3 separate regions of the Homo sapiens genome follow, and regions 2 and 3 are each linked to region 1. The links are chromatin contacts, found by Hi-C or POLR2A ChIA-PET in ENCODE. All regions are on one chromosome and are shown on one strand. The core of a region is the stretch at or near the end of the contact, and the rest is flanking DNA. Distances in the headings are between cores, read along the strand shown.

Region 1 (4,507 bases), core at 1,636-4,135:
TAAGTGCCCCTATGGCCTTCCAGGGGACAGCCCCAGCAGAATCTTAACACTCCTGTAAGATCTCTTTATCCCCTGCTTCCAGGATCCTGGTGCACCCATCCTTCTGCCTGGAATATCCTCTTCTCTCCTCTAATCTGCTCCCTTGCCACCTTCCCCACCTCCCCACTGGTCTAAGTCCTCTCTGTCTTCTCTGTTCTTCCAGCAAACTCCAATGTCATCTCCTCCATGAAGCCCTGGCTGCCACTCACAGAGAAGCAGGCTGAGTCCTGCACCAGGATGCCTGGCTGAGGAGCAGAGTGGCATAAAAGCATTTGCTCTTTGTTTGCAGGCCGCTGGGCCCAGGAGGCTGGGTCTGTTCAGGTAAGCTCCTTCTAATTTGCATCAACACTCATAAGGGGTAGGATGGCCCTGCAGTGTTGCTAGAAGTGATTTTTCTCTTCTGTTCGTTTCCATAAAATTTTATGGTACCTCTCATATACCATTCTGTGTTACTGGTATTTTTGTATTTGAATTGTCTTCTTATCTAGAAGGTGAGTTCTGAGAGTGCAGGGATCTTATCTTATCTTCATTCATTCATTCATTCATTCTTTCTTTCCTGCACTCACTCCATAAAGACCATTGAGATTCCACTGTGTTTGTTCAATTAAAGCTTGCTGAAAGAATACCTCAGTGAAATGCCCCCTGCCCAGGTAGCCTGTGCTCCTCCTGTATCTTCTTCATTCAATCCTCCCTGCTCTTTCATCCAGTTTACAGAATCAGACCCTCCACACACTGGCTTTTAGAGCTAGGGTCAGGTGTGGGTGGCCAAGCAGCATCTGATATGAGCAAAGGTGGCCCTGCTCTTCTCTGACCTCTTTACAGACCCCAAGTGCATTCTTTGCCAAAGCCACCCCAACCCCATTCTCTGCGAGCATTCCCTCCCCAGCTGCACCCTGCCCTCCCAACTCCTAGGATAGTCCACGTGGCCCTAGTAGTGTAGATGGAGCACATTCCAGGGCTCCCTCAGAGGGAGGACAGAAACTTGTGGAGCAGGAGGCGTCCCTTAAAGGAGGCAGGCAGAGAGGTGGGCCCTCGTCCCGGGTCAGGATCCTAGCAGGAAGCAGATACACCTTAGCTTCTACTGGGGAGTTGCCAGGAAACGATTGTGCGTCAGTCTGCACACTCCCAGTTGGTAGCTTCTGGAACATGGAGTAGAGAAACCTGGAAAAACTGAACAAGTAGAGCAATTGATTTTGTTCACACAATCGCAATAGGAAGAACACCCCAGATATGAAGATTAGAGTAATGGAAGGCAGGTTTTTTTTTTTTCAAGCAAACTTTTCATTGAATGTTAACAAGTTTTTACATACATGTGACCGCTACCACAATGAAAATACAGAACAAACATTTCCATTGCCCCCCAGAGTTCTCTTGTGCCCCATTCCATTTGACACCCCAGCCAATGGCCCAAGGCAAGCATTCATCTTCTTCTGTCATGATTATTTTTTCTACAGTTTTATATAAATTGAATTATAGGGTTTATAAGTACTCTTGATATCTGGTTCTCTCTCTTTTTTTTTTTTTTTTTGAGACAAAGTCTCGCTGTGACTCCCAGGTGGAGTGCAGTGGCATGATCTCGGCTCACTACAACCCCTGCCTCCCAGTTCAAGCGATTCTCCTGCCTCAGCCTCCTGAGTAGCTGGGATTATAGGTGCCTGCCACGACGCCCAGCTAATTTTTGTATTATTAGTAGAGACGGGGTTTCACCATGTTGGACAGGCTGGTCTCGAACTCCTGACCTCAGGTGATCCACCTGCCTTGGTCTCCCAAAGTGCTGGAATTATAGGTATGAGCCACTGCACCCAGCATGATTATGGTCTTAAAATACAGAGTGACTTATGATTTATGCCTGATTCTCTGGTGGCTGGGGAACCAAATAGTCTGAGAAAATACTTGGGTCAGTGGGAGCATTGGGATGACTGGAGGTGAGGAAGGGTTTGAGGTGTGAAACATCATTTATGGGAGGCTGTTGTTATGGAACTAGTCTCCTGCACTAGGCCCCAGCAGGCCAGACACCAGAATGGAGTCAGTTGTGCTAAGTGCAGTGTCATCAAACTGAACTTTGAAATGGGCCAGTTCCCCTAAAACATTCCATTTAATCTGCATCAACCTAAGTAATAAGGAAGTCCCCTCTGCTTTAACCCTGTAGGGAAAGTAACTTTGACATGATCAGTCCGTGTTTTGTTCTGTTTCTGCTTTCTGCCGCTCTTCTCTGCCTGCAAAGCCAACCTCCTGTGCTCAGCTCATTTTATAGGATGAGGTGTTGCTCACTTCTAGAATTGCAAATAAAAGCCAATTAGATCTTTAAGTTTGTGCTTCTGTCTTTTGACAAAGGTTCACAACTTCTCCAGCCCTCCACGAAGAAGCTGGAAGGAGCAGGGTGCACAGGCTCTTTGAAGATGCTGAGTGAGGTCCCAGGGCACCCACAGGAGCTGCCACCTCAGCTCAGGGGACACAGCTACTCTGAGCCCCTTTGCTCATGGGGGAAAGGGCGGGGGAAGCATGCTATCCCGCCCCCGCTCCCTACCCCAAAAAAGCTGCTTTGTCTTCAGAGGACCAGGAGTCCTGATTGGGCAGCCTCTGCCGGGAATGAAATGCATGTCCTTCGCACTTCCACTACCGTTCTATTTTCAGGCTGATTTATAACTAAAACGTGAAATAAGTGCTAGGAAAGCATTTAGCATTGTCTGACACTGCCTCAGCACACTCAGTTTCCTCTCTCTTCTTCATCAGAATCTCTGCCCGGCCAGGCAGCAGGCGCTGACTCTCGCACTGTCCGGTTCGAAGAGCTGTTTTCTGCAGGTACTTGCAGTAGCAGCTGGCCTGGGACCCACCCCCGGGCAAAGTCCGCTCCGGAGTCTGTCACTTCCCGGCGCGGGCCACCCAGCCCCTGGCGCCCTGGCGCTCAGCGCTCCGCGGGCGCGCCCTCTGGCGGCAAGAGCCCTGAACATTTCGCAAGCGGCGAAGGCTGGCGCGTGTTATCCTGGGCACCCACCGGACCGAATCGCTGGGCAGGGCTGCAAGGTGACTTGCTAACGCAATCAGACCAGAAAGGAGCGCGCGTCTAACTAAGCGGGGGAGGGGAGAAGCATGTTCATATTTTGTAAAATGCAAGTGGCACCTCTCCCCATTTTCCTCAAAATTTTATTCTGAAAAACTTTAGTACTTAAAAGTTCAAATGCTTTTACAGTGGACACACATTTATCTATCAGCTAGATTCTGTTATTCACATTTTACTCTATTGGTTTCATTGCATATCTGTCCATCTATTCATCCCTCTTTCCATCCTTCAAACTATCTTATTTTTTCTTTTTCTTGTTCTCTTTTTAATTTTTTTTTTTTTTTTTGAGACGGAGTCTTGCTCTGTCGCCCAGGCTGGAATGCAGTGGCGTGATCTGGGCTCACTGCAAGCTCCGCCTCCTGGGTTCACGCCATTCTCCTGCCTCAGCCTCCCGAGTAGCTGGGACTACAGGCGCCCACCACCACGCCTGGCTAATTTTTTGTATTTTAGTAGAGACAGGGTTTCACCGTGTTAGCCAGGTTGGTCTCTATCTCCTGACCTCGTGATCCGCCCGCCTCGGCCTCCCAAAATGCTGGGATTACGGTTGTGAACCACCGTGCCTGGCCCCATCTTATTTTTCAGATGCATTTCAAAAAGTAAATTGCAGACATTAGAACACTTCCCCCTAAATATCAGCCTTCAGCTTTTAAAGAAACAAATTGAAGAGATTGCTAATATTTATTTTGTTATAGTAGAATTCTTTTTTCACATGGTGTTCTTAAAACCCTTTGAAGTAGGTTTTATTTTCTTTTTCTTTTACTAAAAAAAAATTTTTTTTTGAGACGGAGTCTCGCTCTGTTGCCCCAGGCTGGAGTGCAGTGGCGGGATCTCGGCTCACTGCAACCTCTACCTCCCGGGTTCAAACGATTCTCCTGCCTCAGCCTCCCTTGTAGCTGGGACCACAGGCGCGAACCACCACGCCCAGCTAATTTTTATAATAATTTTTTATTTTTAGTAAAGATGGGGTTTCACTATGTTGGCCAGGCTGGTCTCAAACTCGTGGCCTCAAGTGATTCACCCACCTTGGCCTCCAAAGTGCTGGGATTACAGGCGTGAGCCACAGTGCCCAGCAGCTTTGTCCATTTTCTTTTCTTTCTTTCTTTTTCTCCTTTTTTTTTTTTTTTGAGACAGGGTCTCACTCTGTTGCCCAGGCTGGAGTGCAGTGGCACAATCTCAGCTCATTGCAACCCCCGCTTCCCAGGTTCAAGCAATTCTCCTGCCTCAGCCTCCCAAGTAGCTGGGATTACAGACATGTGCAACCTTGCCCGGCTAATTTTTGTATTTTTAGTAGAGACGGAGTTTCACCATGTTGGCCAGGCTGGTCTTGAACTCCTGGCTTCGAGTGATCTACTCACCTAGGCCTCCCAAAGTGCTGGAATTACAGGTGTGAGCCACTGCGCTTGGCCT
Region 2 (4,854 bases), core at 581-3,080, 290 kb before region 1:
GATAAAATGTTCTTCCTAAGGTTATCTAGCCGGTGCACTATCTCTTAATATTCATTTTAACTGTCAAACTATTTATCCATTTGAAAACTCTTTAGTTGTTTTTGCATATGACATTAACAGTTTCTATAGTCACTGATTATTGTACCATTTTATTCTTATAGTACATATTTTATGCTTTAACTGGCCAATAGAATTTCTGCATAAAAAGCACATAAGGAGATTTGTACTTTAAATCAGGGGTCCCCACCGCCTAGGCTACAGACTGGTACTGGTCCATGGACTGTTAGGACCCAGGTTGCACAGCAAGAGGTGAGTGTCAGGCGGGCGAGCGAGCATTACCACCTGAGCTTGCCTACTGTCCAGTCAGTGGTGACATTAGATTCTCATAGGAGTGGAAACCGTATCGTGAACTGCATATGTGAGGGATCTAGGTTGCATGCTTCTTATGAGAATCTAATGCCTGATGATCTGAGGTGGAACAGTTTCATCCCAGAACCATTCCATACCCCGCCCCCTCATCTGTGGAAAAATTGCCTTCCGTGAAACTGGTCCTTGGTGCGAAAAATGCTGGGGACCGCTGGTTTAGATTATGTAGAGAATGCTTACATAGTACTCTTTATTTTAATAGTATTTCTTGTATTGGTGGTGCTGCCTCACTGATAGTGATGGTAGCCCTGTAATCACTTAATCCTTGTTCAGCAGGCATCCATCTCTTTGGCCTTAAAAATGGCAAAGCTGAACTTGGTGTGTCCCTATTGTTTAACATCTCTTATAGGCCTCAGTTTCTTCATCTACAAAATAGGGAAAAATAATATGTACCTCATAGATCTGTTAGGATTAAACAAGAACATGTTTATAAAGTTCTTAGGAGCTTAGATATCTCTTTATTTGGAGAGCTAGGAAGGACAATTCATTGGAAATATTTCAGGTGCGTATGAATATGATATCTCTTTTAACCACCATTCAGTTTCTGACTTACTGTTTCCTAGTCAGCCTCACCCCACAATTGTAACTATCTCTTAACCTAGTGGGGAAACCAAGCCCCATTTTCCTTACAGAATTTTGGAGGGTAAATTGTGGTAGGTGTTGTAGGGGTAGTTGCTTGACACTTACCCCACAAGCAGGCTTCCCTTACTTTTTTTTCTTTTTTTTTTAAGTCTAATACTCAGAAGTTGCCTTCTTTTTTGGTTCATTAGAATTATACCAGCCCTCTAGCATACCACACAGTCACAATATATCAATCGTTTCGGGTGTCCAGACAGCTAACATTTTGAATTCACATTCATTTAATCCTCATGACAGATTTAGTATTTTCACTTTACAGATGAGGAAATTGAAGCGCAGAGAAATTTAAGTAGTCCAAGATCACAAAGATGGTAAGGTGAGAGTAAGGAATCAAACCAACTCTGTCTGACTTTCCAGCTTATGCTCTAACAATTACCTTATAAAACTTTTTTTGTTTAAAAGCACAAAATTTAGAGCAAATTACTCATAGACAGTAGTTGCTTCAAGGATGTGCCTTCTTTTTCTTTGCACTCTCCTTATGCTAATTATTAAGGCGAGAGTGGCAGTTCTATGTTCCCTCCCCCCCAAAAAAAGGAAGGAAAAGAGGAAAACTAAGTTTCAGTGCTAAAATATCTTGTGGCCCTGGGTATGCAGGATTGCATATCTGACCATAACTAGCCTAGCAGCGAGTTCCCTACGGATAGCTAAAATACATCATTTTGAGGTGGATTAGCTACCCCCCACCCCCTACCCCTTTCTGGCATTTAGCTTCTCCAGCTCCATTTGAGTAGAGTTGTGGTTGGGTTTGTAGAACTCATTAAGGTTGGACACTATTATGGTGATGTGGTTTTGAGAAGATATTGCAATAGCCCTCAGAAAAGGAACTAGATGCTGCAGTTCCTTGTCAGAAGTAAACTTGGAGCGAAACACGCCTTTAGGAGGGGTAACCAGGCTGCTTTCCTCTATTTTTAAAGCTGTAGTATGAAGCCAAAACTAAAAGAGGATGGGCTTGCGATATTCGGGGTGCTTGGGCAGCCATGTGTGAGTATCAGCTTCCAGACCAATGCTTTGTTAATCTTCATTGTTTATTCTCTGACATTTTCTCTGGCTTTTTGCTGTAACTCAACCTGAAGCATCATTGAACTTCCCTGAAGGACTTGTGTTGTTAGGATCAGAAAAGTGTTCTTCTCTGCAGTTAAGTTAATTTGACTGGGTTTTCTATGTATGTTAGCATAAAACCCCATTGTTTTCTTGCGCATGCTAGGCAAGGTAAGAAGGCAGAGACTGATTGGTTGTTGATTATTGCATGGCAGGTAGAATGCTAGAAAATTAGTTGAAACTCATCCTGGGCTTATTGAATTTTGTTGTATCATATACATAAACTGTGGACACTTGGTTTGGATGCTGTAACCTTATCTCTGAGAAATGGCTTCTAATTTGTGTTATTTTGCATTTGAAAAACTTGCTATGGATTTTATAAAACTTATAACAAAAACCCTAATATACTTTATTAGCTTCTGATAAATATTACATCAGACATCCAGTTAGTATAATTTGAATGTGGTTTGAAACTTTTTTAGAGGTAGGTTTCGTTGTGGGTAGTGGAAGGAGGCACATAAGTTTTAGAGTTAGCTCTGAGTACAGATTGTGGCCGTTTCACTTACAGCTGTGAATTCTTGGGGAAATTATTCATTAAGTCTCAGTTTCCACACATGCAACATGGAAATACACTGATACCTGCCTCAGAGTTTTTGTGAGGATTAAAAGTAAATAATAAACCAACAACATAGTCATTTTATTATCGCTATCAAATATGTACCGTACATAATTTTATGTGCTATACTTTTATATGACTGGCAGCACAGTAGGTTTGCTTTCACCAGTATCACTGCAGATATGCAGTGCATTACAACATTATGACAGCCGTAACATCATTGAGTGATAGGAATTTTCCAGCTGCATTATAATCTTACTGGACCATCATTCCATATATGGTCTATCATAGACTGAAACATGGCTAAGTGGCACATGACTGTAGTAAATATTGTTAGCATCCTTCTTTTGTTTTGTCATTTTTGCCTTCCTCCCCCTAGTGTTTTCTCACCCCTCCAAGAATAAAATCCTAGTTCCTACCAGGACTCACAAAGCTCTGTGAAATCTGAACCTGGTGCAACTCTTGAGACTTCATTTCATAACATTTTTCTCATTCCCATAGCTCTGTCTGCACAGCTACACTGGCTGTAACCTCCCTGGCCAGCTCATTGCCACCTCAGGATCTTTGTACTTGCTGTACACATTGCCTGATGTTCTTGTTCCCTAACTCTGCATGCTGGCTCTTTCATACCACTCAGGTCAGTTGTTAGGTCACCTCCTCAGAAAGCTCTTCAGAAGAAGCCGCCATTTCCAGTCGAAGACATTTTCTACCATAAGCACCTGTTTTATTTTCCTTAAGTGAAGATTTGGATTTGCGTTTTAGAATACATACAGAGTAAATAAAAATTCTCTACACAATTTTGCTGTAAACGTCTTCTGGGATTTTTGTGTATACACTTCCTTTTAGAGAATATGTGCATTTGAAGTGGTTTTGTTGTTTAAGGTGTGAGTGTTCAGTCGAATACCTCTTAGTGCCATTTTAAAATGTGATCTAAAGAAACATTTTGCTTTTATCTTTTCTTTCTGCTCATTAATCCACATAAATTACTACACTAAATTGATTTAGAATAAACAGATTGCTTGGAATTAATTTTAAAATTTATTTTTTAGCCCTCATTTCAGCCCTTAGCTCTGTGAAGCCTTGGTTGATTTGCCTAAACGCTATCTATCTGCAGAACCTTGGCCTTGTTACTTGGAAGATTAAATAAGATATTTATGATGAAAATGCTCTGAAAAACTGAATACAGCTTTTTACAATCGTTTTATATTTATTATGTACTGTGATTTGTTCCTGATATTTCACATTTGATTCAGGGAAATCATTTCAACAAATTATAGAGCTTCTTTTGTTGTCGTTTTTGTTAGGTGTGGTTTTTTTTGTGTTTTGTTGTTTGTTTTGAGATAAGGTCTCATTCTGTTGCCCAGGTTGGAGTGCAGTGGCCCAGTCATGGCTCACTGTAGCCTCGACATCCTACCTCAACTTCCGCAGTAGCTGAGACTACAGGCACGCACCACCACTAACTAACGCACCTGGCTAACTTTTGAAAATTTTGTGTAGAGATGAGGTCTTGTATGTTGCCCAGGCTGATCTCAAACTCCTGGACTCAAGTGATTTGCCTGCCTCAGCCTCCTAAAATGCTGGATTACAGGCATGAGCCCCCATGCCCACACGACAGAACCTCTTTAGAACATGACTGTTAAAGCTGATATTTGGATACTTTTGATTTTAATAGCAATAACAACAATAATAAAGACTGGGTGGGACTGAACTTTTAAAATACTCTTGCTATTGTTCAGTTGGTTTTCAGCTTTGCTCAGGCCTATATGAAGTTTACCTTTGGGAGAAAATGAAACCTTGTCCAATGGGTCTATAGCTTATACCACATGCCGTATTCCTATCTATGCTATGCCTCTTATCTCTTCTGCCAGTAGTTTTTCTCCCCAGAATCTGTGCACATTAAATTTCATTTTTCCAGTAGTTCATTTTTAGAATCTTTGCTTCAGTGATGAATTGAAAAGTTAAAAAAAATCTGATCGCTTGTAAGTAATTTGAGAAGTTCTCTGACCCACCTTACCTGTTTATTGTGCAGTGCTATTATGAGGGAGAGTAAATCAATGTTATATGTTTCTGCAAAAGCAGCAAATTACAGGAGAAACATGAGAAAAGTCACATCTAGTTTGTCCAAAAGACATTAT
Region 3 (4,988 bases), core at 570-3,069, 300 kb before region 1:
TTAGTGTCACTCTTACTGACTTTATCTGTTGGCCCTCCCTATGAGAGTTCACTGAAGAAAGGACTTTTTGTTTGTTTTTTGTTTTTTTTTGAGAACGGGCTTTCACTCTTGTAGTCCAGGCTGGAGTGCAGTGGCATGATCTCGGCTCACTGCAGCCTCCACCTCCTGGGTTCAGGTGATTCTGCTGCCTCAGCCTCCCAAATAGCTGGGATTACAGGCATGTACCACCATGCCTAGCAAATTTTTTTTTTTTTTTAATTAGAGACAGGGTTTCACCGTGTTAGTCAGGCTGGTCTCGAACTCCTGACCTCAGGTAATCTACCCACCTCGGCCTCCCAAAGTGCTGGGATTATAGGCATGAGCCACTGCGCCCGGCCAGAACTCCACTTTTTCAAAAATATTTACATAGTAAGTCCTCTTACTCAAACAAGGGTTTTCCCACATAATTCTAGTAGCCAATGACATCTACTTGATGTCATAATTGTATAGATATTTTTTAATGAAACATAATGTGTACCTGGAGTTCAATAAGTAACATCCAGTTTCCCTTCTGAGTTCAAGTCCAATTGAACGATTTGGGAGTCCTGAGATAGAAACCAAAATGTTTATTACTGATGAAATCTAGATTGGAAGCCTGATGTTAGAGCTCCTGCCAGAAGGGTCTGCTTGTACTTTCTATGTCTTCAATGAAAGAGCTGGTCAGTCACACCATTGCCCTGTAGAGTCCACCCAGCCTTGAGTATTGAATTATTTTGGGTAAGCAGACCACAAGTCACTCTCCCCACAGGTGAGCAGTTCCTGAGGAGAAATACCCAGAGGGGCCTGAGCCATAGCATAGTTAGTTTCTACACTCAGATGAATTTTGTCTTCTTCCATGGAAGAATGGTAAAGAGGTCTTTGCCAGCTTTGATTCTCTTAAATCTACACTAAATTTAACAGTTAAACCTGTGGTCAGCCGTCAGAACGGTGTCCCATACTGTCAGGTGCATACTGTCAGATTCTACCTGGATAGTCCTGCCCAGGTAAAACCTGAAAGGAAGTATCAAATCAAGGAAGAAAGGATTTATCCTTTTCTTCTTCTTTTTTTAAGTATAGTGTCCAAGAAACTTCTGTCTTGCTAATATTTAGAGATCAGAATATTTGACATTCTGAAAAGGCACTCATGCCTTATATAAACCTGGTGATGGGCCTTAATACCTCTAGCTCCTCCTATTTCTGTATTGATACAGGAATGTTTATTCTGGCTGCCTTTCACAAATCAGTGTCAAGATAGTACTGCATTAGTTATTTGTGGGGCTTATGGTGTTTTATGGTTTTGTTTTGTCTTGTTTAAAGAGGGGCCCAGGAGTTGGATAGTTTTATGTTGCCATGATTAAAAACAACTATTAGAAAAAGCAAACATCTGAAACTTTGGACATATCACTTCCTCTTTCTCTCTCTTTTTTTTTTTTTTTTTTGAGATAGAGTCTTGCTCTGTCGCCCAGGCTGGAGTGCAATGGTGCAATCTCGGCTCACTGCAACCTCCATCTCCTGGGTTGAAGCGATTCTCCTGCCTTAGCCTCCCAAGTAGCTGGGAATACAGGCACATGCCACCACACCCTGCTGCTTTTTTGTGTGTTTTAGTAGAGACGGGGTTTCACCATGTTGCCCAGGCTGGTCTTGAACTCCTGAGCTCAGGCAATCCACCCGCCTCAGCCTCCCAAAGTGCTAGGATTACAGGCGTGAGCCACTGTGCCCGGCCACTTCCTCTCTTTGGGCCTTAACTTCCTTGTCTTTAATAGGAGGGAATTGGCCAGCTTTAATTTTTTTTTGTACTGTCAGTGTACTGGTAAATTTTCTGTTGCACAAAATTGCTCAAGCAGTGCTAACAAAGGCCAAACCAAATTTGAACACTTGAGGAAGGAAATACATATTAAAACCACAATGAGATATCATTACACATTTATCATAATGGCTAAGATGAAGAATACCAAGTGCTGGCAAAGATGAAGAACATATCATATGTTGCTTGTAGGAATGCAAAATGTATAACCACTCTAGAAATATTTGGCAGTTTCTTGTAAAGTTAAACATACACTTAGCGTATGACCCAGTAATCCCACTTTTGGGTGTTTATCCTAGAGAAATGAAAATCTGTAGTCACCAAAAAGTCTGTGCACGGACGTGCTCATAGTAATGTTATTCATAATCTTCAAAAACTGGAAATAACCCAGATTTCCCTCACTGAGTGAATACAGAAGCAAACTATAATATATCCATACAGTGGAATACTACTCAGCAATAAAAAGAAGCAAACTGTTGACATGTGCAACAACTTGGATGTGTTTTAAATGCATTATGCGGGAAAATGAAGTCAGTTTCCAAAGGTTCCATACTATGTGATTCTATTTATATGATATTCTGGAAGATGCAAAATTATAGAAAAAGAGAACAGATGAGTAGTTGCTAGGGGCTGGGAGTGGGGGAAGTCTGACTGGAAAGAGGTATCATGAGGGAATTCTTTGGGTTGTTGGAGTTGTTTTGTCTTGTTCGTGGTGGTGGCTGTAAGAATCTATGCATGTGTTAAAACTCATAGGAGTGTACATCCCCTAAAGGTGAATTTTATTGTACATATATTTAAAATAATAAAATAACAAAAGAAATTGTGTAAGTTGTATACTTTGCAAGGTGAAATGCATGCAAGTGACTTGATAGAAGTGTCTTTAAGTCAACAACTGGGATGAGGAATCTGATTTTCTGTGCTCAGTTCACATTCTGCAGTTTAAATTGTTCTATTAATTGATGATTAGAATCTGGGAACACTGGGTACAGTAAGGGAGAGAAGCATCAGTTAAGAGTTCATCACGCCTGCTGTTGAGGGACAAATGTAATGGAATAGTCTGTTCACATCAATGAGTTGCACATAAATACTTTTAAATAGGTATTTAAAGGAGAAAGGTACAAAGTAACCATGATGCCTGAGGTAATACAGGTAAATAAGGCACCTTGTTACATAACAGGACTTCTTGCTGTTGAAAGCTAGGATGTTTAGAGATATTCTAGCCTAATACTTAGACAAAGTAGTTTATGTAAGATTTATGGCTAATCCTCCTACTGTTTTAATTGTTTAGTTGCAGTGCTTTTTAGCTTTCTTCAGGTCAGTGACTCCTTTGGAAATTGCTCAGATTTCTCCTCAGAAAAAAATGTTTATAGGTGCCTATGTGCACACATTTACATATGATAAATTTCTTAAGTCTCCCTGAACTTCAGGCATGAGCATAAAGTTAAGAATTCTGGGTTTAACTTTGCTCTTACAAAGTGGGAAAAGCAGGGGCATTGGAGTCAGTTTGTTTGCATCCTGGCTTCATTGCAAGAGTTTGTGCAAAATACTCAATCTCTCTGTTACTTAATTTCCTCATCTGTGAAATGGGGGAAAGTGTATTCTGATAATGTGTGCTAGTTTATAAGCTATTCATTTTGAATGTACCATTTGGAGACACAAAACATTGATGTTTTACTTGTTACAAAAATTAATCTTCACTTTAAATATGAACAGGAGGGAGTTTGTCCTTTTAAATCTTCCAAATGTTCTCTCATCCCTAATTATATAAACAAGCTTCTACACATTGTACTGTTTGCCACAGTTCTGCCTTAAATGCAGGTGATAAGGATTCATCTGGGTGTGGCGTGAATGGTGGGGTAAGGACATTTTTTTCTCTGAGTTTTCCAAGTCTCACTTAGTTTCTCAGCTCGGTGGTTAGTGAAAATGGTAAGCTAGGGGGGTGTTTTCCCTGAGAGACCCTTGTGCAGTAGCCGTCAGCATAACTCCCAGGTAATGTAGGGTGGGCCCACTGCAGACTTGCTCTAGAGGAAGCAGGGAGAAACATCCTGGGGGAATCTTCATTCTTATTTACTCATGATATTGTATAACCAAGTGAAAAAGAGATCTGATCATCTTTGGGGGCAAGAATTCTCCCCTCAAAGAGAAATTTGGGTGGAGAGGTGGAAGACAGGTTTAGGAAAAACTGCAGTAAGAACAGCCTGTGTATTCCCAATTCTATACATCTGATATTGGTTAATAGGTCGCCCACCATAATCATTTGATGATTCAGTTCCCACCTCCTTTCAGAGTGTTTGATAGCTTTTCTTTCTTTTTTTTTTTTTTTTTGAGACGGAGTCTCGCTCTGTCGCCCAGGCTGGAGTGCAGTGGTGTGATCTCAGCTCACTGCAAGCTCCGCCTCCCAGGTTCATGCCATTCTCCTGCCTCAGCCTCCCGAGTAGCCGGGACTACAGACGCCCGCCACCACGCCCAGCTAATTTTTTATATTTTTAGTAGAGACGGGGTTTCACTGTGTTAGCCAGGATGGTCTCGATCTCCTGACCTCGTGATCCTCCCGCCTCGGCCTCCCAAAGTGCTGGGATTACAGGCTTGAGCCACCGCGCCCGGCCTTGATAGCTTTTCATAAATATTTTTTCGTAGCTACATTAGTGTTTGTGTATTTTTTTTTTTTGAGGGAGTCTTGCTCTGTCCCCCAGGCTAGAGTGCAGTGGTGCGATCTCAGCTCACTGCAAGCTCTGCCTCCCAGGTTCACACCATTCTCCTGCCTCAGCCTCTTGAGTAGCTGGGACTACAGGTGCCCGCCACCACGCCAGGCTAATTTTTTGTATTTTTTGGTAGAGACGGGGTTTCACCATGTTAGCCAGGATGGTCTCGATCTCCTGATCTCATGATCCTCCCGCCTCGGCCTCCCAAAGTGCTGGGTTACAGGCATGAGCCACTGTGCCTGGCCTGTGTTTGTGTATTTTTTCAGCTGTCATCACTGCTGAAAAGAAAATAACAACATATTTTAAAACTGCTAGTGGTTTTTTTTTCCCCTTGGCAGAAGATTAATATTTATTGATCCCAAGACTAGTAGTGGTAGGACTTGAGCTCCAAAAGGTTTTGTTGCCTCTGAAACCTTGTTTTTGTTACAAGGTTACAGGTCTCATTTTTCCACAACTGCATTTTC

Evidence for each region. A loop is a pair of places that touch in the nucleus more often than their neighbours do. ChIA-PET counts read pairs that join two places held with the same protein, here RNA polymerase II (POLR2A). Pooled maps may share reads with other maps.
Region 2: a pooled map shows a loop between it and region 1 (2.0-fold over the local background). The contact joins two enhancer-like sites. A Hi-C loop is called at or near these places in 1 of 168 maps with a recorded cell type or tissue (Right ventricle myocardium inferior), 1 of 37 single-sample maps with no recorded cell type and 1 of 50 pooled maps. POLR2A ChIA-PET finds 5 or more read pairs at or near these places in 2 of 52 experiments (WTC11 and activated T-cell).
Region 3: a pooled map shows a loop between it and region 1 (2.6-fold over the local background). The contact joins two enhancer-like sites. A Hi-C loop is called at or near these places in 1 of 168 maps with a recorded cell type or tissue (Right ventricle myocardium inferior), 1 of 37 single-sample maps with no recorded cell type and 2 of 50 pooled maps. POLR2A ChIA-PET finds 5 or more read pairs at or near these places in 1 of 52 experiments (activated naive CD4-positive, alpha-beta T cell).

The regions. Positions count from the first base shown.
Region 1 is chr15:85,837,771-85,842,277 of GRCh38, forward strand. It overlaps LOC105370952 (a long non-coding RNA gene), which reads left to right. Exons shown (of 3, transcript XR_932580.2): 2 at 203-360; 3 at 2,773-3,294. Among named protein-coding and RNA genes, the nearest start is that of MIR548AP, 14 kb to the left of the region's middle. RefSeq lists a silencer at 2,865-3,124. Within about 2 kb of position 2,886, at least 5 of the 41 ENCODE cell types and tissues checked have a DNase peak (open chromatin) inside an H3K27ac peak, as active enhancers do.
Region 2 is chr15:85,553,446-85,558,299 of GRCh38, forward strand. All of the region lies in intron 5 of AKAP13 (A-kinase anchoring protein 13), which reads left to right. Among named protein-coding and RNA genes, the nearest start is that of AKAP13, 180 kb to the left of the region's middle. Within about 2 kb of position 1,831, at least 4 of the 41 ENCODE cell types and tissues checked have a DNase peak (open chromatin) inside an H3K27ac peak, as active enhancers do.
Region 3 is chr15:85,534,361-85,539,348 of GRCh38, forward strand. The region is part of intron 4 of AKAP13 (A-kinase anchoring protein 13); the gene reads left to right. Among named protein-coding and RNA genes, the nearest start is that of AKAP13, 160 kb to the left of the region's middle. Within about 2 kb of position 1,820, at least 10 of the 41 ENCODE cell types and tissues checked have a DNase peak (open chromatin) inside an H3K27ac peak, as active enhancers do.